Regions from separate parts of the Homo sapiens genome. Here region 2 is linked to region 1. The links are chromatin contacts, found by Hi-C in ENCODE. All regions are on one chromosome and are shown on one strand. Each heading gives the region's core, a stretch centred on a gene start or an enhancer-like site at or near the end of the contact. The rest is flanking DNA. Distances are from core to core; before and after follow the strand shown.

What was found. Hi-C counts contacts between places; a loop is a spot of excess contacts on that map. Pooled maps may share reads with other maps.
Region 2: a loop to region 1 is called in a map of prostate gland, with 3 times the contacts of the local background. The contact joins two enhancer-like sites. A Hi-C loop is called at or near these places in 2 of 168 maps with a recorded cell type or tissue (IMR-90 and prostate gland) and 9 of 50 pooled maps.

What each region holds. Positions count from the first base shown.
Region 1 is chr10:120,942,840-120,949,233 of GRCh38, forward strand. All of the region lies in intron 2 of LOC105378519 (a long non-coding RNA gene), which reads right to left. Among named protein-coding and RNA genes, the nearest start is that of WDR11, 95 kb to the left of the region's middle. RefSeq lists enhancers at 17-311, 216-285. Within about 2 kb of position 3,341, at least 8 of the 41 ENCODE cell types and tissues checked have a DNase peak (open chromatin) inside an H3K27ac peak, as active enhancers do.
Region 2 is chr10:122,113,425-122,119,818 of GRCh38, forward strand. The region is part of intron 5 of TACC2 (transforming acidic coiled-coil containing protein 2); the gene reads left to right. Among named protein-coding and RNA genes, the nearest start is that of TACC2, 130 kb to the left of the region's middle. Within about 2 kb of position 3,151, at least 5 of the 41 ENCODE cell types and tissues checked have a DNase peak (open chromatin) inside an H3K27ac peak, as active enhancers do.

The DNA.
Region 1 (6,394 bases), core at 2,091-4,590:
ACTTGCTAGGGAGGCAGGAGCTCTGGTGACCTGCTGTGTGGCCTGGAGGAAGTCACTGCCCATTCTGAGCCTCGGATTCCTTGTTGGTAAACAGCGTCTTAGGACGCGGCTCTGTGATGCTGTGGCCTGTGCGTCGCATCGGCATGTCTCAGCCGGCACCGGGCAGCAGAGGGCAGCAGAGATCAGGAAATGGCGTCCCGGCAGGCGGCTTCTCCCACTGCTGAAATGAGTTCTCTCAACTGTCGCTCAGCACTCCGAAACCATTAGCCAAAGAAGAAAGACATTTCCTCATCCCTTTGCTCTCCAATGACTAAGAAAAGTGAAGTGATGCCTTACACTGAAATGTATTTCTTAAAAGTTGGATACTTGTATCATCTTGAAAGCCCCTCTACATCCAGGAAAACTGCAGCCCAGAGAGGGGAGGAAAAGCCCGCGGCCTCCTGCTGGTGGTAAGTTCAGGAACACGCATGGGCCTTTCCGCTCCGTCCCAAGCTGAGTTTTACATTCCCTCCTAGACGAGAATTGGCGAGTGGACATGAGGGTAGCTTTCTTCCATGGTGCTGGGGGGCAGGAGGAACCCCAGGGACTCATGGATGTGGGAAGGACATGAGAGGTTTCCCAAGTAGGGCCCCTTGCATTTAGAGCCCCCTCTACATGGAGCTGGAAAAGGGAGTTCCGTTTAAATGTGTGACCCTGGAGTCCCCAAACATCTATTCAGAGACAGCAGATAAATCCCAGACTGCACCTCTCCAGCTGGTCTTCAAGCTCAGAACCCCCTCCTCGTTTCCAAGTGTGGATCCATCAGAATGAAGGGCCCACACCTCTCCCCCACCGTGGATTTCACATTTCCTGGTGCCTCTAAGTCACCAGGAGGGGGCAGAAAATTCTGCCTCCCAAGCCCCACCTCCAGGGACCCCATTCATCAGGTTTGGGTGCGGTCCTGGAATCCACGTGCTAAACAGACGCTGAGGGTGGTTTGCCCAACCAGACCTGGACAATCTCTGGCCTGGAGGTTAAGCCTGGGTGGTGAAGATGAAGAGATAGGTGGCAGGCAACACTGGGAATTCACAGTCTCCGTTCTTGGAATCATACTTCTCATCCACGGGGAAAATTCCTTGGTTCTGGTACCTTCCCTGCAACTCTCTCCAATCATCCTAACATTCTGGGGGCCCAAGATGAGAATAAAAGCGAAGTTCCCATACCATGTGTCAATTATTAAAAAGTTATCAATCCGGGGCCGGGCATAGTGGCTCATGCCTGTAATCCTAGCACTTTGGGAGGCCGAGGCGGGTGGACTGCCTGAGTTCAGGAGTTCGAGACCAGCCTGGGCAACACAGTGAAACCCCGTCTCTAGTAAAATACAAAAAAAATTAGCCGGGCATGGCGCCGTGCACGGCGCCGTGCACCTGTAATCCCTGCTACTTGGGAGGCCGAGGCAGGAGAATCGCTTGAACCCAGGAGGTGGAGGTTGCAGTGAGCCAAGGTCACGCCATTGCACTCCAGCTTGGGTGACAGAGTAAGGCTCCGTCTCAAAAAAAAAAAAGGTTACCAATCCAATCAGTTGTTAGAAGATAAAACCCATAATTTTTCTACCTTGGTAAATACATCTTCATCATCATGAAGGCAAGGTTTGAATTTAGAATTCTGAGGAGTTGACTTTCGAAAAAAGGCAGCACAGAGAGCCAGGCTGCAGCCTACCCCCTTCACGCCTCACCCCACTTGGCTTTTTAGTGCACACACGTGTGTGTGTGTGTACAGGTGTGTATACCCACTAGCCCCACATATCCACGCCCCCACCCAGTTCCAGCTGAGCCATCACCCACAGAAGAATGATGGACCCAGGGAGAGAGGCCCACACAAACCTGGAGGTTGGCTCAGGGTTCCAGGTATCCGTGACTCTAAAAGGCAGGGTACAGGATCCAGGGGAAGCCCATCCCCAGCCCCAGGGACCCCTTGCCCTAGATAGGGCATAGCCTGATGAGACAGAGCAGGCCCCACCCCTGCCCACCAGGGCTCCTTGCTGGCCAGTGGGAGGTGGAGGCCTTAGAGTTATAAGGAGCTGTCAGGTTGGTCCCACTGAAGCCACACTGGCTTTGGGCCCCTGGGAGCCTGACTGTGAGGCCTTTCTGAAACCTCAGGTAGGCCTGACAGACAGACAGGGCTGCAATCCAGGGCTGAGCGCCTGCCTGGAGATGGGGCTCCAGGAGGGACTGGGAGGGCTGCCTGGAGGCGGGGGCTGTTAAAATGCAGCTCTCTGGGCCCTGCACCAGCCCTTCTGAATCAGTGGAGCTGGACATCTATGTTTTAACAAGACCCTCCTTCCCAAGGATTCTAACACAACACTAAAGTGTGAGAAGCACAGCTTGGAAACATTTTGTTTTATTCATGCAGTCAACAGATATCCACAGAACATCCCCTCCCTTGGCACTCTCAGTTTCCTGTCCCCTGCAGCCAACAGGAAGTCAGCTCTTCCCCACAGATTCTCTCCCTCCTCAAGTTTCAATTCAATTTCACCTCCTCAGGGGCACCTTTTCCAAAATGGCTGCCATCTCCCGGCCCTCAACACCACATCCCCTCTCCTAGCTCCTTCTTGGCCTTTACCACTGGTGCAGATGAGCTTCTTGGAGTATTTATTTTACTCATTGCCATGCCTCCCCCTCTAGAATATAACCCCTTCCCCAGGGCCAGGGCCTGATACATGGGAATCATTCCTTTACTGCAGTGTTGCTGGGATATAATATGCCCATAAACCTACTGAGTATTTGATGAATGATGAATAAGGCCGCTACCACTCAGCAATTCATTCATTGCCTCTTCCCACAATGGGACAATGGGGCAGGTGCCTTTTGGATAAAGAGGGAAGGTGTAGGTGGCGGAAGCCTCCGAGCTCTGAAGACCCTGCATGGCTGTCTGCCCGCCCCTCCATGAAAGGGGCAGCTCTCCCAGGAAAGAGAGGAAGAGAGGCCAAGAGAGCTCACAAATGGGTGTCTTCTCTTGTGAGGAAGGATTCGGGGCTCAACACGCTTCCTGGGGCTGGGTCTGTACAGGTAGAAGGAAGAGGCCCAGTTGGCTCCAAGCCTGGGCCAGCCCCAGCCCTGCAGCCTGGCGGTGTGCAGGCACCCTCACTTCAGAACATGCTTGTATGCACTTGCTCTTCTGGCACGCCATGAACTGTTTCTTGGCTGCCTTGTTAGGAGATTAAGCTTTCTCTAAAAAGATGAAAAAAAAAATCTCTAGCAAAGGCCTGACTAGAGCTGACCCCCGAGGAGGCGGTGGCAATAACTGATGGGCACTACATTTGTCTAATTAATCTTCTTGTCAACAAAGTTGTTCTTTGCCGGTGCCAGCTCTGACATCATCCTGCAAGCTTGCCACACTGGTTCATATGCAGTTACAAAGGCTGCCTGTGACCCAGCACTACACTCCCTAACCACCCCCAACACGCTGCTGCCTGGAAATGGGTGGATGAGAACAGAGATGTCACACAGCTGCTGGCTTAGAAGGGGCACCGGGGAATCACAGCTTGAATGAAAGTTGGATAAAGATCTGGAAGGTTCAGGGGATCCCCAGGCTGGAAGGAGCCTGGTTTCTAAATAGGACACCGATGCCGACCATCTTTTTCAAGTTAAACTTTGGAAAGTTCCATTTGCCATGCAAACTACCCTTGCCCTGGATGGGTTGCCCCAAGAGTGACCCAGGAAAGTTTAGGTGGTAAAGTTGCAAAATCAAGTGGCTTCAGGGCCCAGGCAGAGATTTCACTTTCAGTGCCCTGGGATGAAATCTCTGGATGTCCACGAGGCTGACCTGGACTTCCCGGATTGGGAGGCCTTGTGGTCAAAAGCCGAGTCCAGTCCTGAACACCAGATCTAAATGTTCAAGAAGACTGTGCAGATTTACAGGCTAAATCAGAGTCCCTGGTAGCTGTTTCCGACCTCTGTATGGGGCTTTTAGAGTGAACTGTGGTCTCATCCAGGCGTTTCCCGACCATTGCATCCCACACAGGGCCTCCCTTCTGATTTTATCGTTAGTCTCTCTCCCTGTTGATTTCCTCCAAGTGCTCATCACTGTCCACACTCACCCTGTTTATTTCTGCTCACCGATCTGGCTTTTTAATCGAGGAGTCTGTGAATAAAATCTGGAGGAGGGGGGTCTATGAACTTGGACAGGAAAATATTTATATCATTATTTTCACTGTCTGAGATTTAACAATTTACTCAATTATGAAAATCGGCAACAAGCCACAGTGTATTAGCAGTGTCTGTGACTTTGTCTCCAACAGAAATCACAGCTGTTTTTCTATCACGTCGTAGTTGATGCAGTTATCTCAAAATATCAGCTGGGCTAATCACTATTTTGAAATGACTGTAGTTAATAGATTGGTCTGTAGATCCTGTTACATCCTCTATCAACGAAGAACATATACGAGTATAGCACCACTTAAAAATATTTTGATAACTGCATGACAGTATAATCGGTTTGTTTCATAATCCTGTGTATCTTAATTTATGCTTTTTTCAAATATTCTGGCCTCATGAGACTGGCAAGAAAGACTGTAAGCCATCTTTTCTGTTACTTTTTCTTTCTTTCTTTCTTTCTTTTTTTTTTCTATTTTTGAGACGGAGACTCTCACTCTGTCACCCAGGCTGGAGTGCAGTGGTGATCTCGGCTCACTGCAACCTCCGCCTCCCGGGTTCAAGCGATTCTCCTGCTTCAGCCTCCCGAGTTCTCTTTTCTATCCTTAGCCCCGACCTTGGGTTCTGGCACACAGTAAGTGCTCAAGACAATATTATTGACTGAATTAATGAAGGAACCACTGAACAAATGAATTAAATAAGTGAACTGAACAAATGAACATGAGCCTTAACGTGGCCGTGGGTCCACGTCCATGGACCCACGTATTCTGGAAGGTGCAGAAGTTTCCACGACCCTTTGCCACCTGAGCTTCTGTCTGTGCGACATCCACACTACCCACCAGGAGAGACGGGGGTCTTGCTACCTCCACTAAGAACAGTAGGAACAGCTCAGAGCTGACCACGGCGTCCCCACTAAACAAGACTCCACCGGCCCATTGCCTTTTTTGCTCCAGCCACACGGGCCTCCGGAGACCAGAGCTGGAGATAAGGGGATGATCCTTTTTTTTTTTTTATATTATACTTGAAGTTTTAGGGTACATGTGCACAACGTGCAGGTTTGTTACATATGTATACATGTGCCATGTTGGTGTGCTGCACCCATTAACTCATCATTTAGCATTAGGTATATCTCCTAATGCTATCCCTCCCCCCTCCCCCCACCCCACAACAGTCCCCAGTGTGTAATGTTCCCCTTCCTGTGTCCGTGTGTTCTCATTGTTCAATTCCCACCTATGAGTGAGAACATGCGGTGTTTGGTTTTTTCGTCCTTGTGATATTTTGCTGAGAATGATGGTTTCCAGTTTCATCCATGTCCCTACAAAGGACATGAACTCATCATTTTTTATGACTGCATAGTATTCCATGGTGTATATGTGCCACATTTTCTTAATCCAGCCTATCGTTGTTGGACATTTAGGTTGGTTCCAAGTCTTTGCTATTGTGAATAGTGCCGCTATAAATATACGTGTGCATGTGTCTTTATAGCTGCATGATTTATAATCCTTTGGGTATATACCCAGTAATGGGATGGCTGGGTCAAATGGTATTTCTAGTTCTAGATCCCTGAGGAATCGCCACACTGACTTCCACAATGGTTGAACTAGTTTACAGTCCCACCAACAGTGTAAAAGTGTTCCTATTTTTCCACATCCTCTCCAGCACCTGTTGTTTCCTGACTTTTTAATGATCGCCATTCTAACCGGTGTGAGATGGTATCTCACTGTGGTTTTGATTTGCATTTCTCTGATGACCAGTGATGATGAGCATTTTTTCATGTGTTTTCTGGCTGCAAAAATGTCTTCTTTTGAGAAGTGTCTGTTCATATCCTTCGCCCACTTTTTGATGGGGTTGTTTTTTTCTTGTAAATTTGTTGTTCATTGTAGATTCTGGATATTAGCCCTTTGTCAGATGAGTAGGTTGCAAAAATTTTCTCCCATTCTGTAGGTTGACTGTTCACTCTGATGGTAGTTTCTTTTGCTGTGCAGCTCTTTAGTTTAATTAGATAAGGGGATGATCCTAAAGGGACGCAGTGGTCCCGCCCATCGCCGCCTCTACAGGGAGGGAGCCGCGGCCCCGAGCTGGCCACGCGATGGCGCTGTGCACCCGGCCGCGGAGCCCCTGCACGTCCGGCTCCCGCTCGCGCTCTCGGCTCGAGCTCCGGACTCCAGGCTCGGAGCAGGGGTTCGGGCTACGGTTCCCGGCTCCGAGGGACCGCGGGGCTCTCTGCCTGGGAAGGAAGCTTGCGGGCCTCCTCGGGCCTC
Region 2 (6,394 bases), core at 1,901-4,400, 1.2 Mb after region 1:
GAAACCGCGGGCCCCAGAGTGTCTGCCCAGGAGCCTGGTTCCCTTGAGTGGGAGCGCGGGGGTCAAAGCCCGTGGTTCGGGGCGCGCGCCAGTGGCTGGGATTCCCGCTCGCGGTTGGGGTCCCCGCGCGTGGTTGTGGTTGGCGCCCGTGACCAGGCTCCCTGCCAGGGTTGGGGTCCCGCCCTTGGGGGCCTCCGCGCCTTCCCACCGGGCTCTTTCCCAGCTCGTGTGGTCCTACTGGGTCGCGTGGGGGCATCCCCGGCGGGCCACGACGGCGCGTGGACTAGCCATAAAACTCTGCGCTGGATTTCCTCCGAGTTTGGGACTTTTAAATTCTCGAATAGTTACGTCAGCAGGGCCGAGCGCACTTCGGGGATCCGGCGCAACACGTGACCCGCCCGAGCGTCCCCTCCGCGTCCTTGGCTCCCGCCGCAGAGTGCGCCTCTGCCTCGGGGTGTCCTCGAAATCCAGTGTCGGGGCGCTGGGATTTGCTGCCCAGGCTCCGAGCGCCGAATACACCACGCTGTGGCCAGGTGTCCTCTTCAATCCTGGTCTTTTCTTAAAATGGCTTCATCATCATCACTGTTACTGTTGTTGCTATCTTCAGGCTCTGTCAAATGCTGGGACAGGAGAATGTGATAGCGGGTTGAAATACAGCTGAAATAGACATTGTGGAGGGGAAATGGAAGCGGGGCCTAAGGAGGGGCGGCTGGAGAGGATGGGGGGCCCTCGTGTCACAGGACGTGGGACATTGAGGATCCTAGGGCAGTTTCCTGTGCTATGCCAGAGGAAGGTGCGGCTCTGTTACCGGAGAGAACTCTCCCCATTCTTACTTCTCTGATTCCTTATTGAGGCCACATTTTAAAAGCCGTTTCCATGATATCTGGAAATGACTTTTTTTCCGGGACTGTGACGTGAGGCAGTGTTTGGTCTGTGAGATGCACGTGCAGATTAACAGTTGAATCTTAAGCAGTGTTTTTAGGGTTGACAGTTGATGGAACTTAGAGGAAGGGTTTTGTTGAAAATTGCACAGTGAGTTCCCTCCCGGAGCAGCTGGCTTTCCCTTCTCAGGCCAGGCGGGAGGGCCTCCTGAGAATGGGACCAGTTGAGCCAGGCGGGTGAGTGGATTCCCACGGGGCTCTTTCTCACAGGCTCTGCCTGGGACTAATTCTCCGGGAAGGAAATCGGAGCAGCAAATAGGCCAGCAGCCACCCTCCTTGTGCAAATGCCACAGCAACTCAGCTACCCAGAGTCACTAGTCTCTCATCAAAAGTTACATCCCAAGCCTCAGAAGTGTGATCATGGAATATGACCTGCTTGTATTATAGTTATTCATATACCGGTGTTATGGAACTGCCTTATGGAAATCTTCAGGTCAAATGCTGCCGCCTCTGTGGAACCTAGACAGGATTAGCCCCTTGTCTCTCCGTTCCAGCCGTCCTCTTTTCTCTCTTAAAAAAATAATGTTCAAGAAACGTGCTTGAACATTTAAAATATTTTAGCAAGAAGGAAAGTTAAAGATCAAGGTTTCGTTTTACAGATACGAAAAGAGAGACTCAAAGAAGTCCAGGGTCTTGGCCAGGGCCACACATCAAGGTAGGACTCCAACCCCAGACCGCAGACACTTGCCCTGGTGTTCTCTGCGCCAAGTCCTGCGGCCTCGTTGGTTTTATTCGGCTTTGTATCCTGGTTATTTGTGTTTGATGCTTTTATGGAGACAGACACTGCTTGAGGAAGGATATGTCTGGTTCACAATGCCACGCCACAAGAGTAACACAGAGCCTGGGAGGTAGATGGTGGTTGAATTGAATGACACAGCCCCCACCTTCAAGGAGGTAGGTAGGTGAGTGTGTGTGTGTGTGTGTGTGTGTGTGTGTGTGTGTGTGTGTGTGTGTGAGATACCTGAGCATGCACATATGGGGCAGGCTTTGTGGTGAAGGATAATGCCCCAGGAGGGGATGTCTGGAAATGTGGGAGGATATTTTTGGTTGTTCCAGTGACTAGGGAGGGAACTGCTATTAGGAGGATATTTTTGGTTGTCCCAGTGACTGGGGAGGATGCTATTGGCGTCTAGTGGGGGAGGGCTAGGGTCACTCTCATGTGAGAGTCCTGCACAGCAGAGAATTGCCTCACCCCAATGCCAATAGCATCTCAATAGAGGATGCTGCCAGGCTTTGAGGAATCATGAGAGACAGTTCTAATTGGGAGGATGAAAGAAAGGGTCTCTGGGCTTGCCCAGCTCTGGGCTGTAAGCGTAGATGAGACTGGAAGAGAATGAGGGCTTGATGGGGAGCACCTGTGTGTGTGTATGTGCATATGTGTACATGCATGTGTGGGTGTATTTTTTTTTTTCAGGACTTGGTTCCATAGCCAAAAGCGAAGCGTTCTTGGATTTACTGTAGCTGGGGTTTAGCAGGTCCTTGCAACTTTTGCACAGATGATCAGGAGGTGGTTTAGGAAGCTGGCAATAAAATCAGTAACTAGTGCTGGCTAGAGGAGCATAGAGATGGCTGCAGGGCTGGGTGCCCTCATTTATCCCCTTGTGACCAAGGTCTGTGAAATCCATTTTGGTGGCTAGCTGTGTTTTTTTTCTGCCTCTCCCCTATTGAGGTCGCAGTCCTTGGTTCATAACCCCAGTAATCATGTTCACATCAACTCCCTGCGATGACAGAACATGTTGAGGATTATGAAATCATTCAGGAGAAACGAGAGGCCTGAGAAGGAAGACCCAGGGAAACCAAAGTTTGCAGAGCAATGCATCTGAAAAACAGAGGAGCAAGTGAAATTCTCCAGGGAATGTAGAGCAGCCGACCCTTTGTAATGGAGGTGTCATTTCAGATGTGTTGAGTGTCAGCTCTGTCCCCATCCCTCTGTCCGCTATCCACAGTGTTATAGAGTTTCAGTCTGTCACTTTGCAAGTGTATTCATGGCTGCTAATTGAGATAAAGCAAAGTCCCCAAGACTTATTTTCCTTAGGTTGGGGAAGGGCAGTATTGAGAAAGCCCAGAATTTATAGACAAAGATCCTATATTGGAGTTCTTGCCCTACCCCTTACCAGCTGTGTGACCTTGAGCAAGTCGTGACGTTGTGAACTGTCTGAGTCACCTTCCTTCTCGTGGATGGTGGGGCCGCTTATCCCTGCCCACCTGGCTCTCGAAGCTGGGGAGGCCAGTGAAGTCATGCACATGAATATACTTGATAAACAAACTGTAAAGGGCTGTGCAAATGGAAAGTCAGTGGTGTTCATATTTTTCATCTGGTTATGATTAAAAGTACTGATTTAGGGGAGCTCAATTTCCTAACACCTGCTGTAGCCTGTGTGCATTAGTGTTGTTTTTAAATGCAAACCAGGAGACATACTATGAAACGCAGTTCTTCCTTATTTAGAAGCTGTGTATTGACTCTGCCGTCCATGAGCTGGTTGTCTCGGCTTCCTTTTTGTTCATCCTACCTTGCTTTGCCACTCTCCTTTCTTTCTTTTTTTTTTTTGAGACCGTCTTGCTGCATGAGTGAGTGAGTGCAAAGCCCTTCACACAACACCTGGCAAACAGAAGTGCTCACAATGTGAGTGGCCCTTATGACTGCTATTATCATTAATACTTTTATTGTAATGATTTAAATTTGTTACAGTATTTCATATATATTCAAATTTTGCCACCAGCAGCAAAATCAGCATGCTCACAACATTAAATCAAGTCCCTCAAATCTCAGGGCCGCAGTTTCTCCTCTGCTCCTGGGAGAGGTCAACCTCTCTGGTCTTAGAAATCTTTTTTTTTTTTTTTTTTCTTTGAGACAGAGTCTCGCTCTGTCACCAGGCTGGAGTGCAGTGGCGTGATCTCGGCCCACTGCAACCTCTGCCTCCTGGGTTCAAGTGATTCTCCTGCCTCAGCTCCACAGCAGCTGGGACTACAGGTGTGCACCACCATGCCCGGCTAATTTTTTGTATTTTTAGTAGAGACGGGGATTTGCCATGTTTCCCAGGCTGGTCTCGAACTCCTGCTGTCAAGTTATCTGCCCAGCTCGGCCTCCCAAAATGCTGGGATTACAGGTGTGAGCCACCGCACCCAGCTGCCACCCTCTCTTTTAATTGTTCATTTATATTTTGCCTAGAAAATAAGTACAAACACACGAATATGGGGCTCTTGTTAGGTCTGCTGACCTGGGGAGAAATAAATGGAAAGAGAAAGCAGCTGCCCCATTGGCTCATCTCAGGTTATTTACAGTCCCGCTAATTCTTGTCATTCTGTGGTTGTGTCCACGCTTGGTCCTCTGAGGTCCAGGAGCTATTCTAGTGTCTGCATCATTTAGAATAGAAGGCTCCTGGCTAGCATTCTTGCACTGAAGCTCCTTGAGGGCATGGGGGGTTGGTTTCATATCATGACTGTTCCCCCAGTGGGGCACATTCTAAATTGACAAGAGACAGTAAGCAGCTAGGCCATATGGCCATCAATAGGATCTTTTTTCTTCCTCCTTTTATACCCAGGACACCCCTCCCTCCATCCCTTGGGCTTGCTGTGGCTCCTACTTTCTGGCTCCCTGCTTCACACAGAACAGGAAAAGATTGAACATTACCTTTGTTTTTCTCTTTTTCTTTTTTTTTTTTTTTTGAGATGGAGTCTTACTCTGTTGTCCGGGCTGGAGTGCAGTGGTGCCATCTCAGCTCACGGCAACCCCTGCTTCCCCGGGTTCAAACTGTTCTCCTGCTTCAGCCTCCCAAGTAGCTGGGACTACAGGCATGTGCCACCATGCCCGGCTAATTTTTGTATTTTTAGTAGAGTTGGAGTTTCACCATGTTGGCTGGGCTGGTCTTGAACTCCTGACCTCAGGCCATCCGGCCGCCTCGGCCTCCCAAAGTGCTGGGATTACAGGTGTGAGCCACCGCGCCCAGCCTGGACGTTACCTTTCTTACCTTGACTGAAACTGGTTCATCCCAGCAACTTAGCTGGCCCAGGACTCTGCATTCTGGAACTCCCAGGTTGTCTTGTGGTCAGCCGTGTGCCAAGGTCTCTCTCTGACGGCTAACAACCCCTGCGTCATTGCTCTCTGCATCCTCAGTACCTTGTATTGTGTTTGGCAGAACAGATTTTCGTCAGTTCTTGTTGAATCAGTTAATGAATCGTCTCCTCTCTTGAACTATAGGCTCTAAGGCTTTGCTTTTTGTTCAGGGTCTAGACCTGGTTGCATTGCAGGGAGAGGAAATGGAGGTAATTTTGCTGCTTGTGTGGTTTTGGAATCAGGGAAAATCTGTAACTCTGCTAAGATGCTGAGGACTGAGTGACATTTTTTTAAACACCAACTAAAATTTTGCCTCATCTATATAAGAATACTGGTGGCATTTGTTGAGACTTCAGTTTGTTGTTTGTGGGCTGAGTGGCCTGTTCTCAGCCTGAAAAAGTTAGAGAGGAAGCTGATTGTGGCCTGAATTAAGTGTTAGCTAGACAGATCTGGTGGCAGAGGCTATTAATATCATTCTGTTAGTGCTATTTTCCATGAACCCATACTGTGTATTGAGGACCTGTAGTGAGATGATGCTATGCTTTACATGTTTTTTAAATTGTGATTAAACAAACCACATAAGATGTACCATCATAACCATTTTTAAGTGTACAGTTTGGTGGTAAGTATATTCATATTATTGTGAAACATCTCCAGAACTTACTCATCTTGCCAATCTGAACGACTGTATCCATTAAACAACAATTTCCCTTCTTCCCTTCTCTCCCCAGACCCTGGTAACACTATTAGACTTTCTATTTCTACATATATTTTTTCCTCTTATTTCTTTTAACAGTCTTTCAAGTAATGCATTTATCTCCATTTTACAGGTTCAGAAACTGAAGCTCAAAGAGGTTAATGAACTTGCCTAGGGCTTATAAATGGCGAGTAAGTGGCAGAGCTGGATTCAGGCTCAGATCTATGTCCAGAGTCTGTGCTCTTTGTACTATACTTGCTGCCCCTGCCCACCTAAGCCCCTGGACCCTCCATGTGATTTCTGTGCCCAGTGTTCTGGTGAGTCAGCGCACCTGTGGATTTGGTGCACTGGCTTTGGGCATCCTCAGCTGAGATCTTGATCCCAGAGGGGCTGGTCCGTTCAGCTGGCTTTGTGCTGTTTTGATCAGGAGGACAGCTACACTTTCACTCACCTGACTGTATAGCTTCTCCCAGCATCTGGCTGAGTTTATTTGTCATCTTTTGAGAAGAACATCAGGCTGGGTATCGTGGCTCACTCCTGTAATCCCAGCATGTTGGGAGGCCAAGACGGGTGGATCACCAAAGGTCAGGAGTTCAAGACCAGCCTGGCCAACATGGCAAAACCCTGTTCCTACTGAAAATATAAATGTTAGCTGGACTGGGTGTGGTGGTATGCACCCGTCATCTCAGCTACTCGGGAGGC